2 separate regions of the Homo sapiens genome follow, and region 1 is linked to region 2. Evidence: chromatin loops called from intact Hi-C (ENCODE). Cell type or tissue: Calu3. All regions are shown on one strand. Links, peaks and the distances in the headings refer to the core of each region. The heading gives the core; the rest is flanking DNA.

What was found. Peaks named below come from ENCODE experiments on the same cell type or tissue, not always from the same donor. Only the 100,000 strongest peaks of a DNase experiment are listed, where the experiment ranks them.
Region 1: a loop joins it to region 2, with 4 times the contacts of the local background. A loop is called at or near these places in 3 of 110 quality-filtered maps.

The regions. Positions count from the first base shown.
Region 1 is chr19:28,876,677-28,883,073 of GRCh38, reverse strand. No RefSeq gene overlaps it. Among named protein-coding and RNA genes, the nearest start is that of LINC00906, 85 kb to the left of the region's middle. RefSeq lists enhancers at 1-6, 757-1,506, 1,507-2,258. In Calu3, for the core only: CTCF peaks have their summits at 3,550 and 3,751 (motif pointing right); a DNase peak (open chromatin) is centred at 3,713.
Region 2 is chr19:28,977,574-28,983,970 of GRCh38, reverse strand. No RefSeq gene overlaps it. Among named protein-coding and RNA genes, the nearest start is that of LINC00906, 16 kb to the right of the region's middle. RefSeq lists an enhancer at 54-555. In Calu3, for the core only: a CTCF peak has its summit at 3,571 (motif pointing right); DNase peaks (open chromatin) are centred at 2,300 and 3,560.

The DNA of each region.
Region 1 (6,397 bases), core at 827-5,826, 100 kb after region 2:
ACGCCTGCCTGCTCCAGTTCTCCTGGTGTGTGGCTTCCCACTGTTCACTTCCCAGGCAGCTTGTCTGGATCTCTTGCAAGAGCAGGGCCTGGAGCCTGGTGACCTTAGCTGCCGCAGGGCCCAGCACACAGTCGGGGCTCCATGAAACCCCAGGAGGAAGGGATGGAGAGGGAAGGAGGCCATGTGTCCCAAAGGGGAACCCTGGGGGAGTGGTCCTTTCCTATCTGCCACTGGTGCCTGGAAAAGAGAGAGTAGAAAATCCCAGCCCCAGCTGGCACATTGCTCTGAGCCCAGGGCCTGTCCCTCCAGGAAGACAGTGCGGCCACCATTGGCCCACGGGCACTGCCTCAGCTGAGGCCCCTTCTAGCTCTCTGTCTTCTTCTTTGGAAGCCCCCGCGGACCCTGCCTCACACTGTTCTGGGCGCGTCTGTTCCCTGTGGGTATTTGCCTTCTGAGGTTGCAGCCACAGGGGCAGGGCAGCAGAACAGCAGGATCCCACCCACATGTATTGAACTGAGCTGATTTGTCACTTTGTAAAAAGCTTGTTTCAGGTAGGCATGGTGTTGGGCCTGTGGTCCCAGCTACTTGGGAGGCTGAGGCAGGAGGATCACTTGAGTCCAAGAAATGGAGGCTGTGGTGAGTCATGATTGCACCACTGCACTCCAGTCTGGGCCACAGAGTGGGACTCTTGTCTTTAAAAGAAAAAAAGATGTAAAAGCCTAGTGCATTGATAGGTTAGGTAGCCCCCAAATTCGTTTCTTGAGACAGAGTCTCGCTCTGTCACCCAGGCTGGAGTGCAGTGGCGTGATCTTGGTTCATTGCCACCTCCACCTGCTGGGTTCAACCGATTCTTCTGCCTCAGCCTCCTGAGTAGCTGGGATTACAGGTGCTTACTACCATGTCCAGCTAATTTTTGTATTTTTAGTAGAGATGAGGTTTTACCATGTTGGCCAGGCTGGTCTCGAACTCCTGACCTCAGGTGACCCGGCCACCTTGGCCTTCCAAAGTGCTGGGATTACAGGCATAAGCCACTAAGCCCAGCCCCAAATTCTGTTTTAAACACAAGCTAGAGTCAATGTCCACACTGGAAGTCATTTTCAAGGGGGAGATCAGAAAGCAGCCGGGGAAGTGGCTACTTTGAAGCAAAGTGACTGACATTTTAGAGCAATTAATAACTGTGTTTCCCCAGAGACAAGCCGCGGGTGCGGGGAGCGGAAGTCGCTCCTCTCATTGTTCCTCCTGTGCTTGGGCAGTGGGCTGGAACCCTCTGGGCAGCTTCTCAACTCAGCATGTCTTGCTGATCTATTAAGTTGAACATTAATCATTAGTAGAGCTCATCTTCTTTCCCTGAATTTAATTTCATTAGTTATACTTTCTTTCCCTATTAGAACAGTCTCTGACGCATTTGCTTAGAAGGCAAATGGGCACCGGCCCTGTCCCCCACCTCTCCTGGATGGAGACTTTCCTGTAATGGCACCGACAATTGTCAACATGTCCAGGTCAGGCTGGTTGATCTGGATACAATCAGAACTCAAATCTTTTCTTATGAACTCTCAGGAACTCTCTCTAAGAAAATCAGGGCCACTGTGGTTTTGTTACTGGAAAGGGGTTTCAATCCAGACCCCAAGAGAGGGCTCTTGGATCTTGCACAAGAAAAAAATGGGGGCAAGTCCACAGAGTAAAGCAAAAGCCAGTTTATTAAGAAAGTATAGGAATAAAGCAAGGGCTACTTCGTAGACACAGCAGGGCGCTCCCAAAGGCAAGAGGAGGAACGCATCCATCTTAGCTGAAATGCTTGATTATATATAGAATAACAAAGCAAAAGCTGTGGGGGATGTGCTCCACTACCAGGGCTGTGTCAAAGGAGTGCTAATCTTTGTGTAACTACCATCTTCACAAGAATCTGCATCTTTAAAGCGAAACTTATTCTTAAACTAAGAATGCTTTTGTTCTTAAGATATCGGGACATTAGGACATTTCCTGGGTCGGTTAAGTCTTGGGTCTGTTTGGTCAACATGAATTCAACTATTCCTTTAACCATAAACCTCATGTGGCTAAGAATGCCTGACCTCCCGGGAACAGGCCAGCGGATCTCAGTTTCCATTTTTATCCAGCCCCTATTCAAGATGGAGTCACTCTGGTTCAAACATCTCTGACAGTTTTAAACCAAAAAATAGGATACCCAATCTCTGGGTTCCGTTGTCTTTAAAAATATATGCAAAAAACACATCAGGAAACTGCAGGCAATGGGGTCCCAGGATTGCCACTTTAGACCTGGACAGGCGCTAGGGCAGGACAGGGGCCTGTGCCACTGGAGATTAGAAGTGGGAGTTTGACAGGAGGGAGCCCCAGGAGAAAGTCATTTCTTCATCCATCTGCTTGTCCATCCATGATTTAATGCTATTCTTCCAGGCTGTACATCATGTGTGGTGAGGGTTCAAGGATGTCCAAGGCAAGTGTTCTGGCCTCCTTGTCTTCCTTGCTCCCTCCCTTGAAGAAATATTTGAGTGTCTTATCTACGCCCTAGCACTGTGCCCAGTGCTAAGTATCCAGTGATAAGGTTAAAACAACAAACTTACAACCAGTATGGAGAACAGTTTGGAGGTTCCTCAAAAAGCTAAAAATAGAGCTACCATGTGATCCAGCAATCCCACTGCTGGGCATAGACCCCAAAGAAAGAAAATCAGGCTATTGATGAGATCTCTGCACTCCTATTTTTATTGCAGCACTGTTCACAATAGCCCAGACTTGGAAACAACCTGTCCACCAACAGATGAATGGATAAAAAACATGTGGTCCATGTACACAATGGAGTGCTTACTACTCAGCCATTAAAAAGAATGAGATTCTGTCATTTGCAACCACATGGATGGAACTGGAGGTCATTATGTTGAGTGAAATAAGCCAGGCACAGAAAGATAAACTTTGCCTGCTCTCACTTATTTGTTGGGGCTAAAAATGTAAAACAATTGAATTCACAGAGATAGAGAGCAGAAGGATGGTTACAGGGGCTGGGAAGGGTTGGGGGAGGGGAGAGTGTGCATGGTTAATGGGTATAAAAACATAGAAGGAATAAAATCTAGTATTTGATAGCACAACAGGGTGACTACAGTTAACAATCATTTATTGTACATTTCAAAATAACTAAGAGTATTTTGCTTATAACACAATGAAAGGTAAATGCTTGAGGTGATGGACACCCCACTTACCCTGATGGGATTATTATACACCGCATGCTTGTATATATGTGTGTGTATGTATGTATATGTATATATATATGTATATATATATGTATGTATGTATATGTATATGTGTGTATGTGTGTGTGTATATATATATATATATATATATATATATATATATATATGTATTTTTTTAAAACAGCCAAGTTCTTGTTTCCAGAAGGCAGCCCAGCTAAGGTGGAAACCAATAGAAGCACAGTGCACCTAGATCCACACTCTGCTGAGAGCTTCAGTGAAAGAGAACTGAGTGCCTGAGAAAGGCAACTAGGATTGGGATAATAATCAAATCCAGTTTGAGAAAAGAGAAGGGCGCTCCACACAGGTGGGAGAGAGGGAGTGCGTGGATGGAGCCGACCGTCTTACAGTCTTGGAGGAATTAAGGTATCACAGAGGTAGGGTCCAGCCACTTCAGTCCTTCCTAGAAATTTAATATATTTAATATGACTATAGCTCAAAAGCCCACCAGGGGGCGATGCAGGACAACTTATTGCTTAGCGCTAGCAGGGCTACATCCATGATTTGTGTAATTCACAATGAGTGCCTTAAAACTCTGGGTGGGGTGAAAAACTCCTGAAAATTGGAGGCCCAGGGCAGTCCGATGATAATCCTAAATAACAGCTTGAAAGGGACTGAGCTAGGAGTCCAGCGACAGAGATTCTAGTTCCATTCAGCTCTTGCATTTATTTTTCCTATGGCATATTTCTTAATCCCCCCTAGACCTGGGTCCTCAAGGGTCAGAGGAGAGGAGTGGGCCAGCACATCCCTGAGCTTTTCCTGGTGCAGGCTCCTGCCTGTGCTGCTGGGAGTGCAGTGATGTCTGTGGAGCTGTAGAGGGAAGAGGCGCTCCCGCGCTGAGTCTACAGGTGCTGTTTGCTCCAGTGAGTTTGAGAGGTTTTCTAAGGAGACAGACACATGGCTTTGGAAATTAACACTTTAGTTTTTTATTTTTATTTTTATTGTTAAATAGAGATTGGGTCTCACCATGTTGCCTAGGTTGGTCTCAAACTCTTGATTTCAAGTGATCCTCCCTCCTTGGCCTATCAAAATGCTAGAATTATAGACTTGAGCCACCACACCTGACCAGAAATCAACAATTCAACCTGTGGTTTTAGAAAAGGTCTGAAGCACATCACTGGCATCCTTTCCTCCGACCCTCTCCCCGTTGTGCCAGCCTCACCCTGTCTTCTCCCTCATCCCATATTCCTCACCAGGTGACAGGGGAGCGGGAGGCACGGCTTAGAAGCCCAGAGCCTGGAGTTCAGATCCAAGATTTCCAGAGACTCGGGGAGGGCTTCTAAGTCCCCTGACCAGCAGCAGGAAAAAGGGCCCAGTCTGTGGCCATGGTTCCTTCCTCAGGCAGGAACATCCAGGTCATGTTCTCCACCCTTCAGAGAGCTGCCAGAAGCCCATCCCAGGTGGGCCTCCTACCCCTAACTAACTGCAGTCCTGCAGCTGCCCAAAAGCTTGAGCCAACATTTGCTGTGTGGAAGAGGAATCCTAATTCAAAAAGAAGTTAAGGGCAGAGAAGGCCGTTTTCTGTGGAGAGCTCCCCCCTCTCCAAAACATCCCCCAGTAGGTTGGCCACCAGTCACCTCACCATCTGATGGACAAATGAGTTTTGGAAGACAGGCTGGTTAATCTCATTTACAATAGCAAATTAATTCCTGCTGGGGCCATACAGAGCCAGTTTCAGAGGGACGTTTTTACAAGTGTCTGCTCCACTCTATGGGGCATGGTTAGCAGACAGCTGCATGGCACAGCCATCTGAACTCAACAACTTTCAGCCCAGAGGGTTGTGGAGGGGCCTTACTTGGCCTTTGGGTGCAGACATTTCTGCTCATCCCCTGAGATCTCACAGATACTGTGCAGGTTGAGGTGGTCAGGGGAATTTGTCAGCCAGGCAAATTGCACAGTGGAGAGAAGCCTGGAGCATGGGCAGTGCCGCATGAATGCATGCTGAAGAGGTGAAGAAAAGGCTGAAGGAAAAGATCTCAGCCCTTCTCTTTTGGTAGACATTCATTCCATCATTCAGCACTTCCTGGGGGTCTACCATAGACCGAGGACTTTGCAGGAACCAGGCATTTGTAAGACCAGGTCCCTTAACAGGGTCACGAAACCCAACTCGTTCTTTTTCAAGGGGAAAAAACCACAATCACAGTGACTTGGGAAAACAACACAAGAACAAAATCCCCTAAAATTTACAAAAAGAGGTCTTGGTTAATTCACACAGCTACACACTCACAGGGTCTAAAAGGTGGTCACTGACAGATTCAGGCATTCAGAGCCGGGAGTTGGTCTCCATTGCCTCCTTCTGCTTTACTCAAAGTTGGCTTTGTGCTTGGGCAGGATTTCTCCCATCCCAACCAAAAATGGGCCAATATTTCAAGCCCAGATCTAGAGACCTACCCGCCTTGGACCCACGTATGTCCCGTGCTCACTTGTGAATCAATCACTGTGGCCTTGAAGTAGAATAAGATTGGTCAGCCCAGACAATATGCTGTAGGATCAATCCCACCACACCACACGGATTAGGACTGGGTGGCACAAAATTTCCCAAAATAAAACCAGGATGCCATGAGCAGGAGAAGGGTGAATGGGTCCCAGACTAGCCACAGGGATTACTCTACTCATGCAAACAAGGAATGTGGATAGGGAGGAAGCTCTGGGAGAGGGGCTAGTACAAGCGGGGGGAGTAAGACAAGACAAGAGCTCACAGGCAAATAGACCAAAGGATGCTTGAGTAAAACTCTGAAAGATGAATACAGGTCCATCATGGACAAAGAGAGCCATCGCAGACAGAGCTGAGGGTGTGCGCAGTGACCTAAATACACACACATACATAAGTGCACACACAAATACACACGCATGCACACACATACACACACACAGACACTAACCCACGTGTGCAAATACATGCACACACACACGTACATACACACACACATGCACCCTTACACACAGACCCAAAGAGTGTCAGCCCTGTAACTGCAGATTCTTGGCTAGATGTGTTACACATCTTGTTTCAATTTAATCACTGCAATAACCCTGTGAGAAAGCTAACATTTCATAAGGTTTGGGGTGAGGCTTGTGTTCTTTTCTTTTCTTTTTTTTTTTTTTTTGAGACAAGGTCTCACTTTGTCACCCAGGCTAGAGTG
Region 2 (6,397 bases), core at 796-5,795:
CCAGGGGCCTGCAATGTGGGGGCCACTTGACCTGGTGGCAGAGGTCCTGACCGTCAGGAGCTGCTGTGTGACCTTGGGCAAACCCATTCTTCCCTTTCAGCTCTATTTTCTGCTCTGACCAATGTGTGGTGGGCTAGGGTGAGGTGGCCCTCATCAGGTGGCCCTCAGAGGGCCTCTGTGGGCCTAGGTAGTGCTGAGACCACACCATGGGGCCCCAGGAAATGATCTTAAGTTCCATATACTCCCAGCAGGGAGGCAGAGTGGCTTTGGGAATAAGCTGTCTTCCCACCCGGCCTGTTCTGCTCCAATAACCGCTGCGGCAATTGTCTCTAGAAAGAGGACTTCATGCATATTCATGAATCCTATCATTCTCTACATATTACCAGGGGTGGCCTGTTTTTCTGTCAAACAGCGTTTCATCAAAACAGCAAGCTCAGCTGTTCAGGTACTTTCTGAAGCCTTGGCTGGCTGGCTTGGTGTTTTGGGATAATGACGTTTAGGTGTCTGCACAGAACACCTTCCAAATGGCGGGGTTTCTGTGTTGATGTGTGGGCAGAGGCTGCAGTGCATCTGGAAATGGAAAACATTACCCGCCCAACCACGAACACAAATACCCAAAGCCTATTATACACTACCTTTCAGCTGCAGCCCTCCCACTCTGGTCCTAGCTCTCTGACCAGCTTTGGAAACATCCCTAATCCATAGAGGCCCTTCCTGTCCCGGCAGGTGCTTTACCTCCATCTCCTTCCACACACCTGTGGGCTTGTGCAGGACCAGAGGCTGGCTCTACCCGCTGAAGCTCTTTGACTCCTCTGTCCTCTCCAAAGCCTCAGTTCTCACCTGACAAAGGGGCTGGAATGTTCCATACACCCTGTAGGACTGTTGGGGTCACATGGATCCATGCTTGTGAAAGGCCTGAGTGTGCAGAGTTGGGAGCTACACTTCGGAGAAGCCCCTCTTGCTGTCCATTTCTCTCTGATAACCAGGTGAGGACCCTGCATGGCTTGATCCATTCTCTTTACTTCCTTTTAAGCCATACTGAGGAGGTTTACTTTAAACAATTTGTTGTTGGTGGTTGTTGTTGGAGACAGGGTCTCACTCTGTTGCCTGGGCTGGAATGCAGTGGTGCGATCACAACCCACCACAGCCTCCACCTCCGGGGTTCAAGTGGTCTTCCTGCCTCACCACCCCCCACCCCCCGAATAGCTGTGACTACAGGTATGCACCACCATGCACAGCTGTAGTTTGCCTTTGAAATCTTTCAGTCTTTCTGCCTCTCTCTTTCTCTACCTCCCCTTCTCTGTCCATTTTTCCTTTCTCTCCTCTTTCTTCTTTTTTTCTGCCTCCATCATCCTTCCTTTCCACATTGCTCTAGAATAAGCTGGTCCAACAGTAGATGACACAGGGGAAGCCAGGGCCTCTGGCTGTCCAGCTGGTCATCTCAGAGCACAGCCCCGATTCTTGAGACACATCCAGGGCCTGGCCCTCCCATGTATCCTCAGCCTTTAGTGAATGGGTCTGAAGTTTCTGTCTGTCCTCATCTCTCAAGAGCACAATTTCTTCTGCTCATTTTTCCTTAATGCCCCCCAAATAATATCACTCAGATAATAAACAGCTCCAGCTTTTAGGATACAGTGTCCAGAGGGCCAGGATGCAGGGGTCTTGTCCCCATCTCCAAATCCATCCTCCTCCCATCTCCTCCGTCGTCCCTTTCTCTACCCCTCTCTCTCCCCCTTTCCCTTCTTCTTGCCCCTCCTTCCCTCCTCCTCACCTGCCTTCCTCCTTCTCCTCCCTCTCCTTTCCTTCCTTCACCTCCTCCTTCCCTTCCTCCCTTCCTCCCCATCTTCTTCCTCCTCCTCTTCCTCTCCTTCCCCCTGAAGGTGCTTAACTGGCACAAAAGGCCTCTGTGTTTCCAGGCCTGGGCTCATGGTGTTTTTAATTCCAAAGTAATCAGCAGAGGCCACAGTCATCTGTGGCCTCTCTGTGCACAGTACATGAGGCAGCATTTGCTCACAGGCTGGCTGTGAGGAGCCTGTGGTCAAAAAAACCTGCACGGGGGCGGAGCGCAGAGGCTGTGTTTGCTGTTTCTGCCACACTGGCATCCTGGAGTATCCTCTCTTATGGGCTACGTGGACTTACCATTGAGGCGTTCACTTGTTCATTTGTCAAGGACCAGAGAAGTGTGTGCATCTCCTGTCCCCGTGATGGCTCCTGAGAATGGCGCGGGCTCCTCCAGTGAGGCCCGCTGCCTCACTCCCGTCTATCTCTTGGTCAAGAGTGGCCACCTTCTGGACCAGCCCTAGAACTGGCTCACCCGCCTCCTTCACCTTCCTCCCTCCTGGCTGTTAGCCAGGCAGGAGTCATTTTTCTCTCTCACTTCAGAGTATGAAGTTTTTTTTCTATAAAAGTGGCTGGAAAGGGGGGACATTATGCTATGAAATAAGCCAGGCACAGGAGGCAAATCCTGCATGGCTTCACTCATATGTGGAATCTGAGAAAGTTGACTGCATAGAAATAGAGGGCAAAACAGTGGTGACCAGAGGTGGGGCAGGTGAGGGGCGGGGTGATGGGAGACACTGATGAGACAGTGCAAAGTTTACTGCAAGAGGAAGTTTTACTGATGTATTTTGATGTGTGGAGACCACAGTTAATAAGAATGTATTATATACTTCAAAATTACTAAAAATAGATCTTTTTACACTTTCAACACAAAAATATGATAACTTGGTGATGGATATGTTAATTAGCTTGATTGAATTTTTCTACAATGTATACATAGATCAAAACATCACATTATACCCACTAAATACACACAATGATTGTCAAAAATAAATGAATAAAAAAAAATAGAAAAAATGTCCATCAATGTCAGTTTCTTTTAATAAAATTTGCAAAATTCAAAAGTATAAATAATAAAATAAAAAGTCTCCTGTTATTCTATTATACAAATCCAAACATTATTAATGTTTTAGTGTATTTCTTTATATTTAAATACCTAGCTAGATAAATAATTTTACAAAATTGGGATCACCAAAATATATGATTCTGCATCTTACTTTTTATCACATTACCTTGTTTAACAATGAAAATTTTCCTTTTAAAACTTTTTTTTGAAAACACGATTTTAATGGGTTTATGGAGATTCCACTATATTTCTAAAAAATATGGCACTATTTTTGAACATGCAGGCAGTTTTCAGTTTTCACCACTGTTAATCTCATTCAGCGAGTATTTGCTGTCTCTTCCGTGTCAGGTGCTGGAGACAGCAGTGAGGATGATGGGGTTTGATGAGATCCCATCCCCAGGGGATTCCAGACAGAAAACGGAAAGGAAATGCAGCAAACATCATTTCAGGCTGTGATCAGCGTTATGAGGAAAAGTGAGATGGATTTAGGGACTAGAGGGTGATGGAAATAGGAGCAAAAGGAAGAAGTCATTTTCACCCAGGGGCCAGGAACGTCCTTCCAGAGCAGGCGAAATCTGGTTAAATCTAGGTGTGGATTGTTGCAGGCAAGTGCAGATGCCTGAGGCAAGAATGAACTTGGCCACTGGAGGACAGTGGTGGGGCAGTGTGGTTGGTTTAGAGAGAGCCAGAGAGAGCAGAGACAGCAAGAGTCTAGGAAAGTGAGCAGTGACCACACAATCAAGGTCTTGAGGGCCAAAGTAAATAATTCAGAGTTTATTCTAAGTGTGAAGGAAGCTTGAGAGTCACAGGTTTTTAAGCAGCTTACTCTGACTGCAGATGGAGAATCTCATGACTGGGGAGGGCCGGCTGGATTGGAAGCAGGGAGGCCAGGTAGGAGCTTAGAGCACTGTTTCAGGTGCATGTCACGGATGTGAACAGTCACAGAAGAGTTGGTGAGGGGTGGCTGCATTCAGAATTGATGTTGAAGGGAGCATGATGTGGATTCACTGGTGGGTTGGAGGTAAAGTGGCAGAGCAAGAGATAACTCAGTTATAACCTGTAGGTCTTTGGTCTAAGCAATTGTGTAAACAGTGGTGCCATTTACTGAAATAGATAAGAAAGGAGAGGAAGGCTTGGGAGGGGACCAGCAGTTTAATTTGGAACCTGTTGCGTTGGGGTGCTTATTAAATATTCAAGTAGTGATGTCTACTAGACTGCTGGATAGACAAGTCTAAAACTCAGAGAAGTTGGGTCTACTAGACTGCTGGATAGACAAGTCTAAAACTCAGAGAATTTGGGTCTACTAGACTGCTGGATAGACAAGTCTAGAACTCAGAGAAGTTGGGACTGGATATGGATATCTAGAAGTCATCAAGGTGCAGATGACTTTTTCAAACTATGGGACAGTAATAGATCCCTCAGGAAGAGTGTGGCCAAAAGTAGTCCCAGGTACTACGTCCTGGGTCCCAAGTGTTTAGAGATCGGATAGAGGAGGAGTCCATGGGAGGATAGGAAGGCCTCTGAGTTAGGGGAACTCACAGCTGTGCTAGGGAAGAACATGCATTTTCTGTTTATCTTTGACCATTTCTTTAGAATAGATTCCCAGCAGTGGAATTACCAGGTCAAAGGGCGTCTGAACCCATTTAAAACTCTTGCAAAATGTTGTCACATCCTTTTCCAAAAATGTCTCATCAATTTATATTTCCATTATCAGTGCACGGTGTTGCCCATGGCAGAGAACCCTTATATCATTGCCAATTTAATAGGCTAAAACATGACACCCTGATTTTAACTTGTAATTCTTTGCCTTTCTAGTGAGCTTGAGCCTTTGTTTTCCATGCTTATTGCTCATTTATGTTGCTTGTATAATTGTCTCAATGTACTTGTCTATTGTGGTTATATAGTGTTTTTGTAATTGTGAGAGGATTTTTTTAATTTGTTAATAACTAATCCTTTCTTGTATTTCTTACAAATGGTTTTCGGTTTGCCATTTCCCTTGGAATTTTACTACAGTGTTTTCTGATACGAGGTTTTCCATTTAAACTTAATTACATGTATCCATCTTGTTCCTAATGATTTCTTCCTTTGCCATTATTGTTAAGAAAAGCCTCCCTGCCACTGTATTTTGGGAAGTGCTGGCGAGTCTATTTTTCATGCTACTTTTGCCAAATTTGGTTAATAGAATTTCTTCATAAAGTAAATGGATTTGCCTTTCATTTTCTTCTATATTCTGCTATAAATTTTATAGTATGCATTTTATATATTCCATGAAGTCCAGACAACATGCACTAATAAAGTCTCATCACCTCCAAATATTTTCCAAGGCAGTGTGCTAACAACACTTTCCCATCTCTTCCATGGCTATGGCTCCGTTCTAGGGTGCTACTTCCTCTTGAGCTATTTTTCCTAATTTATTATTTTCACTAAGTGTTCCATTTTTACATGTTGATGGAATTTATTAGCATATAACTGTGCATTATATTATCTCATAATTATAATTACTTTTATCAGCATATGTTACGTCTCTTTCCTTAGTTCCAATTTTCTTTATTTCTATTTTTTCTTAATTAGATTTGTTAAAGTTTTGTATTTTATTGGGTTCTTCAAAGGGTCAACTCTCCAACTTACTAAATCATGTTAATGTTCTTCTTTCCAAATGTGTGAGTTTCTGATTTAATCTCTGTCATTTCTCATGATTTCCACAGGCTGGTCTCACCTAACTTTCTCCACTTCTCCAACTGCCCTTTCTGTTCCTCTCAGACATGACAGGCAGCTTGCTACACTTCTTCCTCCCAGTTTTCCGGGGACAGGACTCCACTGCTTCCTGACACTTGACACTGCAGAGGAGTCTGAGGTCAGAAAGATTTCTATTTCTTTTAAACTTCTTATTTTTAAAAAATAAGAAAATCTCATTTTCTTCTTATTTCTTTTCCTGTGTAGATGTCTATGGGCATTTTCATTTTCTCTGAGATTCCAAAACATCGACTAGGTCTAGAATGACACCCGTAGCGGTGGTCACTGTCCTCTCTGCGGTCCTCCTGGTGGGCACTGAGCTGACTGCAGCCTCTTTTCTCACAGGGAAGATGAGTCCAAGGTTCCCAGCAGCTCTCTGGGAGAACTGGCCCTAGAAGGGGCGCATATTTGCCCTCCCTGGTGGAAGTAGTGGCCTTTCCTCATTCATTTTAGCTGGGGCTCCAGAGACCCTGGCAATCAGTGGATTTGAGTCTGTCTTTGGCACAGCAAAGTTTTTGATTTTGTGGATTTCAACACCGCCCCTACATCTGCCTTTTTATTTTAACCTTCTGAGTTACTTTTAAATGGGGGTTTGGACTCCTAGGTTAGTGATTTATGTCTATTATCCTTTCCCTCAGTTTCCCTGTTTTTGTTTTATTACCTCAAGGAAATCTAGCATTAAAATAACATCATTTAGATGGGGCCAGAACAGATTCCTGGGCTCACTTAACCACTGTAGCCAGAAGCCCTGGCCACAGT